Linked DNA regions of Homo sapiens: region 2 is linked to region 1. A link is a contact called in ENCODE Hi-C or POLR2A ChIA-PET data. All regions are on one chromosome and are shown on one strand. The core of a region is the stretch at or near the end of the contact, and the rest is flanking DNA. Distances in the headings are between cores, read along the strand shown. Region 1 holds the start of PHLDA3 (pleckstrin homology like domain family A member 3). Region 2 holds the start of SHISA4 (shisa family member 4).

Evidence for each region. A loop is a pair of places that touch in the nucleus more often than their neighbours do. ChIA-PET counts read pairs that join two places held with the same protein, here RNA polymerase II (POLR2A).
Region 2: a loop to region 1 is called in a map of gastrocnemius medialis, with 2.7 times the contacts of the local background. The contact joins the promoter of SHISA4 here to the promoter of PHLDA3 in region 1. A Hi-C loop is called at or near these places in 1 of 168 maps with a recorded cell type or tissue (gastrocnemius medialis). POLR2A ChIA-PET finds 5 or more read pairs at or near these places in 2 of 52 experiments (HEK293 and PC-3).

The regions. Positions count from the first base shown.
Region 1 is chr1:201,466,830-201,472,726 of GRCh38, forward strand. PHLDA3 (pleckstrin homology like domain family A member 3) reads right to left here and starts at 2,359. Exons shown (of 2, transcript NM_012396.5): 1 at 1,512-2,359. The coding sequence starts at 1,957. The coding sequence ends at 1,574. RefSeq lists enhancers at 1,539-1,598, 1,669-1,808, 2,030-2,744, 2,259-2,378 and silencers at 1,879-2,188, 2,399-2,628.
Region 2 is chr1:201,886,657-201,892,553 of GRCh38, forward strand. It overlaps SHISA4 (shisa family member 4), which reads left to right and starts at 2,242. Exons shown (of 5, transcript NM_198149.3): 1 at 2,242-2,411; 2 at 2,789-2,960; 3 at 3,798-3,931; 4 at 4,745-4,912; 5 at 5,144-5,897. The coding sequence starts at 2,339. The coding sequence ends at 5,190. RefSeq lists enhancers at 1,735-2,244, 2,085-2,379.

The sequences.
Region 1 (5,897 bases), core at 1,109-3,608:
GCCCCAGTGCCCCATGCCCTCCTCCAGCTTCTCCTTCCCTGGCCCAGCCAGGCCTGACTGGCACTCAGGGGCAGGTAGACAGCTAGGCCCCCACCCCTTGGCATCAGTGGCCCAGCCTCTGGCGCAGTTGCCTATCCTTCAGCTCCCTTGCTCTCCTAACAGTGAGCCCTAGGGCTCAAAACCCACTGTCAAGAATGGGGACCAGGTGTGGTGGCTTACACCTGTAATCTTAGCACTTTGGGAGGCCAAGGTGGGCAGATTGCTTGAGCTCAGGAGTTCGAAACCAGCATGGGCAACGTGGGGAAACCCCAAATCTACAAAAAAAAAAATTAGCCAGGCATGGTGGCGTGTGCCTGTAGTCCCAGCTACCTGGAGGCTGAGGTGGGAGGATCGCTTGAGCCCAAGAGGTTGAAGCTGTTGAGGCTGCAGTGAGCCATGACTATGCTACTGCACCAGTCTGGGCGACAGGTAGAGATCCTGTCTCAAAAATATATATATAGGCTGGGTGCAGTGGCTCACACCTGTAATCCCAGCACTTGGGGAGGCCGAGGCAGGCAGATCACCTGAGGTCAGGAGTTCAAGACCAGCCTGGCCAACATGGCGAAACCCCATCTCTACTAAAAATACAAAAATTAGCAGGGTGTGGTGGCAGGCACCTGTAATCCCAGCTGTTCTGGAAGCTGAAGCAGGAGATTTGCTTGAGCCCAGGAGGTAGAGGTTGCAATGAGCCAAGATCACACGACTGTACTCCAGCCTGGGTGACACAGCGAGACTCTGTCTCAAACAACAACAACAACAACAACAAACCATACACACACACACACACACACACACACACACACACACACACACATATGTAGAGGAGGAGCTGGATCCCTCAGGCCCAGTCCAGCCAAGGCGGCCCACTGAGGCCCCACCTTCCACTGAGGCCCCACCTTGGGAGCCGGACTCCTTGGCTCTATTTGCAACCCTTGATGGTGCCTTCGCCATCTGGGAGATACTGTCTTTCTACATCAATTCAATGCTCAAACTTTATGACAAGCATTCAACCTAGAGGGAAAGAGGGTCGGCCTCCACGATCCGCGTCCCCACCCTCGGTTGTCCTCAGCTGCCAGAAAGCCGAAGTCCAGGAGCCCTGCTCTGCGTGGAAAGCAGAGGCCCACAGCCTGGGGCAATGTGCAGGCCAACCTCCCTCTACTTCCTTCCACCTGAGTCAGGGCTGAACCAACTTGAAAGAAGGCTCATCTCACCCAGGTATCCCCCTCCCAGGGCTTCCATCTTCCTCTCACACACCTGGATCACATTCTGGACCGGCCAACCTGGTGCCTCAGGGGAAAGTCCGGATCTGCTGGGTTGGCCACTGGCCCAAGCCTCCCATGCCCTCAGTTGGCCCCAGGAACCTCCCCCCTAAGATGTCCGGCTCTGAAGTAGAATGCTAGTCCTCATTCTCTCTGTAGGGGAAAGAGAAGGGAGGGAAGGAGAGAAGAGGGCCCAGTCCCCCGGGGGCTTACCTGCCTTGACCTCAGCACTGAGGTGGTGGGTAGCATGAAGGAAAGATGGTGCGCCCGGTGGTTTAGGACACGAGGGTCCCGGTCCCGAGGCTCTGCCGGGCCCGCACTGTCTGGATGGCCTGCTGGTTCTTGAACTTGACCAGGCCTAGGGTGATCTGGGCGTTCCAGCCGGGATCTTCCAGGGGGCAGCGGAAGTCGATCTCGCCGCCCCCTTCGGTCACCAGCGTGAAGTAGATGTGGCGCCCGGTGCTCTCCACGCACTCCACGGCCTTGATGCGGGCGAAGCTGAGCTCCTTGGGCCGGCCGCCCGTGCCCTTGGCCTCGAAGAGCTGCAGCCCGCGTTCGGTGAGGACGCAGCGCTTCCGCTTCCACAGCTGCAGCAGCCCGCCGCTGCGCTTCTCCAGCACGCCCTCCTTGAGCACGGTAGCCGTCGCCGCCGCCGTCATGGGCGCCCCGAGGTTCGCGGAAAGCTCCAGGCTGCGGCGGGCGCGGCGCCCCTCTCGGCCCCGCAGCGCAGGATTCTGGCGCCCCGGGCTGGCAGGCCGTGCGCGCTGCCCACCTGCGCCCTGACTGCTCCGCGCACCCACACCGCGGCCCTCAGCACCCGGCTGCCGGTGAGGTGGTGTCGGTGCCCCCAGCGCGCTCCGCGCCCACCGCCCCGCTTCAGCCGGCACCCGCTCCTCCGCTCTACCCCAGCTGGCCCAGCCCGACCCGCCTCTGCCAGATGCCTCCGCGCCTCCCTAGGCCGTGAGCCCCACCGCCCGCCCGTTCTCTTGCTCCCCTGGGCTCTGTCTGCGCGCTGGGCGGCAGCTCGCGGGATGTGCCCTTACATGTTCCGCCGCTCGCCTCCTGCGCCGCCCGCCCGCAGCGCATTCCTACCCTGGCCGGCCCTCCCCTCCGCGCCGCGCACCAGCTCCGGCAGGGCCCCGGGGGCGGGGCCGCAGCGGGGGCTCAGTCACTCACTGGAGGCGCAGGGCGCGGGGCGGGGAGGGCCGGGACTGAGAGGGGGCTGCTTACTCAACAGCCCAAGCCTTCTGGCTGCCGTCTGCCGCTTCTCGGAACCGCAGCTCCCCCAGGCCTTGAATGAAGGGGGAGATGGCGGGGAAGGGAGGGGGAAGGCGCATCTCCTCGATTGGAGAGCGCGCTGCTAGCAAGGGGGTGGGCTTGCTTGGCGAACGCGCAGTGGCACCAGTTGCATGTTAGGCGTCAGACAGCTGCTGGTTACTTGGCACGCCATGGGGCCCCCAGCCTCTGCATCAAGCCCATGTTGGGTTCCTCCTCCATCGCCCGATTTCTCTGTGCAGCACCCAAGAGAGGCTGTCCATCGCTGCCTCTGCTTGGACAGTTCACCTGCTCCTACTCCTACCCCCATGCATTGCGCGGGGAGGCCTGTAGAGAGTAGCCAGTGCCAACAAAGGAGAGCTGAGGCTTGAGGTCATTCATGCCCTCCTCGTAGTGGGGGAGGAGGGACCCCCTCCGTGACCTGGGGATGCCACTGTCTGCAGTCCTCTCCACCGCACACTTGCAGGCGCCGACGCTGGACCGATGGCACAGCCAGTCCCAGGTGTAAGCGCAGCTCCAACCTTGCTCCTTCCGCTCCGCAGATTCTGTCCTCCCTCGGCCTTCCCCAAGAATGGACTTCTCCCGCATACAGAGCTGGAGGGGAACGCAGAGGGAGAGGTCTCTTTCTGTTCTGGCTAGAATATTGTGTAAACACAAGAGCTTTGCAGAGTTGAGTTCAAACCTCTTCTCCCTTGTTGGCTGTGTCCTGCCCACCTGGGGCAACTTTACTGACCTCCGTCAATTTCCTCATCTGTCGAATAGGAGGATTAATTTATTCTCATCTCATGGGGTTGTCCTGATGAATAAGTTGGATAACATTTGTGAAAGACCCAAGACAGGACCTGACAACTCTTGAGTCTCAAGAAATGTTCTTCCTCCCCTCTCCCCACTCTTATTCCCTTTAGAGAATGATGGGGGCCCTGAGATTAAGCCAGGCACTGGAAGAGGGCTCTCTTAGGTCCTCATTCTGTCCCCATCTTGATCAGTTCCTCCAGGCCCACAGTTTCTTAAAGGTCTATTCATCAACATGTTAATAATAGATTCTTACGGGAGTAATGATATATAATAATGACAGTAATAAGACCTCTTTGTACTTACACCCTGTGTTGCCATCCTCCTGCCCAAAGAGCAGAGCCTAACAGATACAGGGAAGGTCCTGTTGTGGGGATAGGAGTGCGCTCCTCTGCAGTCCCAAAGTTAGGAGATGAGAGAAGGGAACTGTCAGTGTCTCATCCATAACTCTTTATACACACACACACACACACACACACACACGTGTGACGACAACTAACTCCTAACTCCCAGAATGCCCCTCCAGGAGAGGGAATAGACAGTGGCATTAAAGAAAAGACAAAGACAGGTGTCTCCTGAGGCCCAGAGAGCAGCAGAAGAGGGAGCTCGAGGTGGCCACGGCCCTACCTGAGGGACCCACAAGGTCTCAGCCTGCCTGCCAGCCCTGCCCTCCCATGGCTCCTCCCCACCACTCCACAGGGGTCTCCTGGGTGCACCAACCTGGCACAGTCCTGCCATGATCCAAAGTTCTCTCTCTGAGGAAACAGGGCCCTAGATCAGGCTCTACCCCTAACTCATTTTTTTGTTTTGTTTTGTTTTTGTTTTTGAGACGGAGTTTTGCCCTCGTTGCCCAGGCTGGAGTGCAACGGTGCGATCTCGGCTCACTGCAACCTCTGCTTCCCAGGTTCAAGCGATTCTCCTGCCTCAGCCTCCCAAGTAGCTGGGATTACAGGCATCTGCCACCACACCTGGCTAATTTTTTGTATTTTTAGTAGAGTCGGGGTTTCTCCATGTTGGTCAGGCTGGTCTCAAACTCCCCGCCTCAGGTGATCCGCCTGCCTTGGCCTCCCAAAGTGCTGGGATTACATGCGTGGGCCACTGCTGTTTTATCTCTACCAGTTCCTCTTCTCCCCACACTGGGTCTGGGACTCATTCATGCTCTTTCCAGTTCCAGGTGGATTCACAGTTGTATGGGCTTCGTACAGAGCCCTCTCACATGTTGTAGATGCTCATGATAGACAGATATTATTATCACTGTGGGCGTTTTACCGATGAGAAAAATGAGACCCAGAGAGGTCAGATAATGTAAATGGCGTCACATGGCTTTGAAAATGGCAAAGTCCAGATGAGAATGCATGGTGGCTAACAGGGCCCAGGATCGTTTGATGATACATACCCATACTGCCCATACATGAACATCTGAGTCCACATAGTTCCTTTAAAAATGATCCAGTCACCCATACTTTTCTCTTCAGCTTACTGAGTTGCGAGGTAGCGGGCTTTTGGACACAGGAGAAGGGAACATTGGATAGCAAGAGTGAGCAGATAAAGATGGGGGTGGGGGGCCATTGGAGGAAATTTAGCAGGACATACTCTACTGCTGGAAGGGTCTTCATCAGCTAAGCATCCAGTTCCTAACACGACAACGTCTTCCTGGAGGCCTGAATGGGTCCTTGGAACCTGGAATCCTGTCCTCCAATCTCAAGACCTCTGGGACTAGGGGAGATGATTCATTCCAAATCTTTCCCTAGAACTGGCATCTTGCCTGGTAGCCACATCTGGGAGAGGCTCAGGCCCAGGCTGGATTATTTGGGCCATCAGAAGGATCAAGAAGAACTCAAAAGCCAGGGGAGCAGCGTGCAGAGAGGGCTGGTGCTGCTCCTCCCTTCCTGCTGAGGTATCCCTACCCATCCCCTGGAACAGGAGCTCTGACTTAAACTTCTTGGTTAAGTCACTGGGCTGGAGCAGTGCTGGGCCCTAGAGATACTTACCCAATTCTTTTTTTTTTTTTTTTTTTTTTGAGATGGAGTCTCACTTTGTCACCCAGGCTGGAGTGCAATGGCACAATCTCGGCTCCCTGCAACCCCCGCCTCCTGGGCTCAAGTGATTCTCCTGCCTAAGCCTCCCGAGTAACTGGGATTACAGGCGCCTGCCACCATGCCTGGCTAATTTTTGTATTTTTAGTAGAGATGGAGTTTCATCATGTTGGCCAGGCTGGTCTCGAACTCCTGAGCTCATGATCTGCCCACCTCAGCCTCCCAAAGTCCTGGGACTACAGGCGTGAGCCACCGCGCCCCATCACTTACTCAATTATCATTGACTTGTTAACTCCACATCTGGCTGATGGACAAAATGTCCCATGGTAGCAGCCCAGAGCTGGCTTCTCCCTCTGCCCACCCCAAAGAGAAAGCAGATCTGCACCGTCAGTAAATCCAAGTCCGGCTGGAACAGGCTAGACTACAAAATGGCCCCAGGGAAGAATGTGCTGGAAATGGTTCTAGCTAGGGCTGAGCCACACCACCTCCACACCTG
Region 2 (5,897 bases), core at 992-3,491, 420 kb after region 1:
CAACTTCTTCCAGGGCCCCCAGTCCTCCCACCCAAGCCCCTCCTCACTCCTGGCCAATCTACAGACTCTTTCAAGACCCAGGTTCATTATGGCGACATAAGCTAGCCCCAGCTCTCCATCTCCGAGCTCCAGCATCCCTTGTCAAGGTAAGAAGTGCCAGTTCTCCCAGTGCAGCCAGTTCTCCCCTCTGGTTGGCCCACAGCCCCCTCTCTTCACTCTCTGTCCTAGTCTAGTCACCTCCCATCCCATGAACTGAAACACATTCTTAGAATTTTGCAATTAGAAAATCACTGATGATGTTGGTGCGTGCTAGGTGTCATTGCAAGCTGGAAGTGTCAACTAGGGGTATACACTTTGAGGAGGGCGTGTCAACTAGGGGTATACACTTTGAGGAAGGCTAGTTGGAGAAAAAAGCAGGAAAGTAGCTAGAGAGGGATGAGTTTTAGGAAGGATGTGGTTTGGTTTGGTTTGCTTTGCTTTGCTTTGCTTTAAATAGGAGAGACTTGAGATTTCCTAGGGAAAAGAAGCTGGTAAGGTGTGAGAAGCTAAAGACACTAAAGAGATGGGATAATGAAGAGACAAATCAGCAGGGGTCAAGGGTACACATGGGAGATTCAGCTCTGGGCAGGAAAGACAGTCCCTTATCTGAAGATGATTCAACCAACAATGACAACACTGATGGCTAGGGCTGGATGGCCACATTGAACACAGCCACGTGGTCCCTGCAGTCATGGAGCTTTTAGTGTAGGAAAGAGGAGATGGATGGCAATGGGCACACTGAGTAGGTGGTGCTGGATTCAGAGGCGTTTCTCTTTGTCCCTGCTGCTGCATTTATGACTGTGTCCTGCGTGAGGACATACTCTTGCCCATCAGGCTACCAGCAACTTTCTGGGGCAGGAGCCTATCCTCTCCTATTCCAGCTCTCTTGGGTAGGTGTGCCAGCACCCACAGGGGCCCAGGATGGGGTAGCTCCTCTTTCGGCTGTCCTTCCCTAACCTACTAAGATTCTACTGGGCCTTCCATGGACCTGTCCTGATTCTCTCACCCCAGAACACAAGAAATACTCACTGTCTACACTGTCTGCTGTTGCGGCTGGGGATCAACCCTGATTTAGATTTGGGTCTTCCTGATGCCTCTACCATTTACTGGCTGTATTACCTTGAACAAGTTCTTTAACCTCCATGAGTCCTAGTTTCTCAGTCTGTGAAATGCGATTGATAACACTGATGAACCTTGCTTAGTTCATGGAGTTGTGGAAAGATTCCAGTGAGGTAGATGTGGAAGCCCAGAAGTGTGTGAAAGGGTGTACATGGCAGGGGATTAAGGTAGGCTTTTGATGATCTCCCTGGCTTAATTTGCAGTTCCTCGGAGGGTACCTCATGTAGCATGGGGCATAGTCACTGGCACTCAGTATAAACCTGTGAAGACTGACCTCTCCCATCCTAAAACACTGTCTCCACCTGGAATTAACTGTTGCCCACCTGAAATTAACTGTTGCCCTCCCTATGCTCCGGTGGCTATTGCAGTACAGGCTTGCTCTGTGAAGGGCTTTCACTGTGAAGAGTGTTTAACTGGATGGGCCCCAGGTGGCCCCAGCAGCCTGCCTTCCCTGCTAGTGAGGCCATGGGCTGGTGCATGCCAGCTCTGTCCACTTGAAGGGGGAAGGGTCCATCGTAGGGAGCCAGTGCAGCTGGCAGGGTTCAGGCCTGTGGGCACCGCTGGGGACAAAGCCACTCTGAATGCCTCTCAATGAGTGCTTGTGTTCTGGGAATGGGGGCGGGGTGACATCCAGCCTCTTTCCCTCTCCGCCCCCGACAGGATGTCCCAGGCTGGACGCGGCAGAGGAGGTCCCCCACAAGTGAAGGTCCAGCCCTGCTCCTCCAGGGTTGGCCCATGTGTCTGGGCATTCGGAGGTGGCACCAGGATCAGGGCTTCTGGAGTCCAGCATAGTGATTGGGCCCAGGCCGGGGGCGGGTCCAGGACACAGCCAGGCTTCCCTGGCCGCAGTGCCCAACTGCCCGCAGTGCCCATGGTGGCTCGGATGGGAGGAACCACCGCGGAGCCGGGGACAGGGGGAGCAGGGCAGTGCTCTGCTGGGTGAGGGGCACCCAGCTCCAGAGGCTAGGTGGGCGTCGCTGGTGGGTGGACTCCTGGGCGCTGCGCGGAGCCGCGCCGGCTGGGTTAGCGCGGGCGGGGCGCTTAGTCCCACCCCCAGAGGAGGCGGAAGAGGAGCCCGAGCCTGGCCGCGGGCTGGGCCCCGCCGCAGCTCCAGCTGGCCGGCTTGGTCCTGCGGTCCCTTCTCTGGGAGGCCCGACCCCGGCCGCGCCCAGCCCCCACCATGCCACCCGCGGGGCTCCGCCGGGCCGCGCCGCTCACCGCAATCGCTCTGTTGGTGCTGGGGGCTCCCCTGGGTAAGGGGATGGGGAGAGATGCGGCAGGAGTGGGATGGGGGCGGAGGAAGGGGAGGGACCGATCCGAGGGGCTTGGGCTCGGGGCTTCTCCGAGACCCTCCGGCTGCCACGGGAGCCTTGGGTGTTGCTGGGTCCTCAAGAAGCGGGAAGAGGGAGCTCCAGGATGCTGGGCCATGGGAGGCTGATCCCGGGGTGCAGGGTCAGCTTCAGGCAGAGGCCTCGGGGGCTCTGGGGCTGAGACCCTCAGGGTGGAGACAAGGGGCAACCCTCAGTGTTCGGGAGCCGTCAGGCTGGGGACCGCCGGGGGAGTGGGGCCGAGCGCGGCTGGGGATGAACTGGCCTGGTGGCCACTGGGCACCCCCAATCCCTGCCCGCAGTGCTGGCCGGCGAGGACTGCCTGTGGTACCTGGACCGGAATGGCTCCTGGCATCCGGGGTTTAACTGCGAGTTCTTCACCTTCTGCTGCGGGACCTGCTACCATCGGTACTGCTGCAGGGACCTGACCTTGCTTATCACCGAGAGGCAGCAGAAGCACTGCCTGGCCTTCAGGTGGGTTCCTGCCTCCTCACCCTCACCACCTCCTCTATCCTTTTCTCCAGAGGCCTCCTCTTCCTCCCTCCCGGACTCCTGCCTCCTCCGTTGTCGACCTCCACATTCTTAGCTGAATAGAGTCACCAGGACTCAAGCCTGGCGGCAGAGCTAGGTGCTTAGGTGCTGGTGCCTGGGAGTTCCAGAAAAGGCATGTTAGTTACCTTCATAGGCTTTGACTGGGCCCGGGGTTTCCAGGTTCTTTCTGGAGCCCTCCCTTTGGTCCTGCCAGGTCATGGGGAGGGAGGGTTCAAGGTTAACACCCGGACGACAGTGTAGCTTTGTGGAAGAAGCTCTGGCACAAAGGCAGGAGACTTGGGTTTGATTCCCAGGTCCACTTCTTACTAGCTGTGTGATCTTGGAGAAGACACTTGCCTTCTATGGGTCATTGCTTGCCAAATTAGTGGTTGTCAAACTTTTTTTTAATATATCATATATAAAATAGATATAGAGACTTCTGATTGAAGCGGGGTTTGGAAAAAATGGCTCTAGATTATTTCTAAGGCTCCTTTCAGTGTTATGCTGTATGTCTAATCATTTAAGTTGTAGATATAAAAGCAATGGTTGGGGGCGCACTGCAAATCCCCGTATGCTTCACACTAGCCAGCCAGGCAGCATAGCCTTCTGGGAAGTGGAGGTCCTCTAAGATCTCCTTCACAGGGACTGGGCAGAGCCCCACAAGGAACCCCAAATCTCAGCATGCCATGGCCCCCCTGCTGGCCAGGAGTTGGAGCCAGCATAATGAGGACTCCGTCCTATGAGTGTTGGAAGGTGAGAGGACCTGTTCTTTGTCTAAAGCCCCAAGACCATAGCAGGCATCGCCTCAGCTGTGATCCTCTTTGTTGCTGTGGTTGCCACCACCATCTGCTGCTTCCTCTGTTCCTGTTGCTACCTGTACCGCCGGCGCCAGCAGCTCCAGAGCCCATTTGAAGGTACACCCAGTACTGGGCAAGAAGGGCCTCAGATGGGCTGGGCTAAGTCCAATAATGGGCAGCAGAGAGTTCATGGATTGGGTAAATTCTGTAGTAGTATGTGCTTCTGTATACACACACCTGCCAGCATGAAAACCCAGAAAAATGCTTGTAAACCCGTGAATATTAGAATGTGCCTGGGATATATGGAACATCAGACTTTGTGTGCATTTCTGTGCATACACATGAAGATTCAAATGTGTACAGGAGTGCAGTCTGTCAACAATAGTGGGTGCAGTGGGTGTATGCATACATATGACTCTTAGTAAGTACACGGGGTCAGGTCTGTAGTGATGAACATTAATTGAGTGTGCTCCAGTGGATGGCAAAATATGTGCCTGAGTGTTGGCATGTGATGCACATATGCCACAACCTGATGGACATGGGGACAGTGATGCCATACGGGAGATCAGTGTGGGAGGGAAGGGCTAGGAGAAGACCCTCTTAGTGGCAGCTCTGCTGGATTACAGGATACCAGCCCTGAGCTGTCCCCTTCTTGCCCAAGTGAGATATTCCCTGGGCTGTGCTCCCTGGTTCATGAGGTCTCTGAAACCTGCTGAGGGGAGCAAACTTGCTCAACACAGATTGACCAGCTGGGGCCACGTGCACAGCTCCCTGCTTAACTCTGCCAAGCAGGGTGTGGGAGGCAAAGATGGCCAGCCTGGAGCTTGCCAGAGGCCAGCACCAGGGTGCTTACCTTGGTTTCCTGGGCAGGAGGAGGAGGCTTCCCATAGGAGATGGGTCTCTGAATGCTGATCCTTCTCCCCCATCTAGGCCAGGAGATTCCAATGACAGGCATCCCAGTGCAGCCAGTATACCCATACCCCCAGGACCCCAAAGCTGGCCCTGCACCCCCACAGCCTGGCTTCATATACCCACCTAGTGGTCCTGCTCCCCAATATCCACTCTACCCAGCTGGGCCCCCAGTCTACAACCCTGCAGGTAAGTAAGCAATCTGGAGCCCCTTGCTGCTGCCTTCCCCCACCCCTTGCCCTGCGACCTCCCCTGTGCCTCTCTCATTCTCAGATTCCCTCTCCCAGACTTCCTCCACCTCTAGCCCGAAACCTCCAGGCCCACTCTTCCCTATGGGTCCTGTCTGCCCCGGGGGCAGGGGTGTTACTTTTCGTCCACCTATGCCACCACTCACCCTCATCCTGTCTCTTTGGCTTTCAGCTCCTCCTCCCTATATGCCACCACAGCCCTCTTACCCGGGAGCCTGAGGAACCAGCCATGTCTCTGCTGCCCCTTCAGTGATGCCAACCTTGGGAGATGCCCTCATCCTGTACCTGCATCTGGTCCTGGGGGTGGCAGGAGTCCTCCAGCCACCAGGCCCCAGACCAAGCCAAGCCCTGGGCCCTACTGGGGACAGAGCCCCAGGGAAGTGGAACAGGAGCTGAACTAGAACTATGAGGGGTTGGGGGGAGGGCTTGGAATTATGGGCTATTTTTACTGGGGGCAAGGGAGGGAGATGACAGCCTGGGTCACAGTGCCTGTTTTCAAATAGTCCCTCTGCTCCCAAGATCCCAGCCAGGAAGGCTGGGGCCCTACTGTTTGTCCCCTCTGGGCTGGGGTGGGGGGAGGGAGGAGGTTCCGTCAGCAGCTGGCAGTAGCCCTCCTCTCTGGCTGCCCCACTGGCCACATCTCTGGCCTGCTAGATTAAAGCTGTAAAGACATAACTCATATCAGTCGCATCATTGGACCCATCCACACCTTCCAGGAACACCGCCTTCAGCTGGGCCCAGACTGTTGCCCACTCCATATTCCAAAAGTAGGGGAGGGCCAGCACCAGCATCGGAGCACAGCACCATCCTCACCCCCATCCACAAGCAGACCAAGGCGGACTGTTCCTGGCTTCCTAAAGGCTTCCTAAAGACAATGAGGTGAATTTTGCCACAGCTCTGAAGAGATGCTCGTTTGCACTACAGAT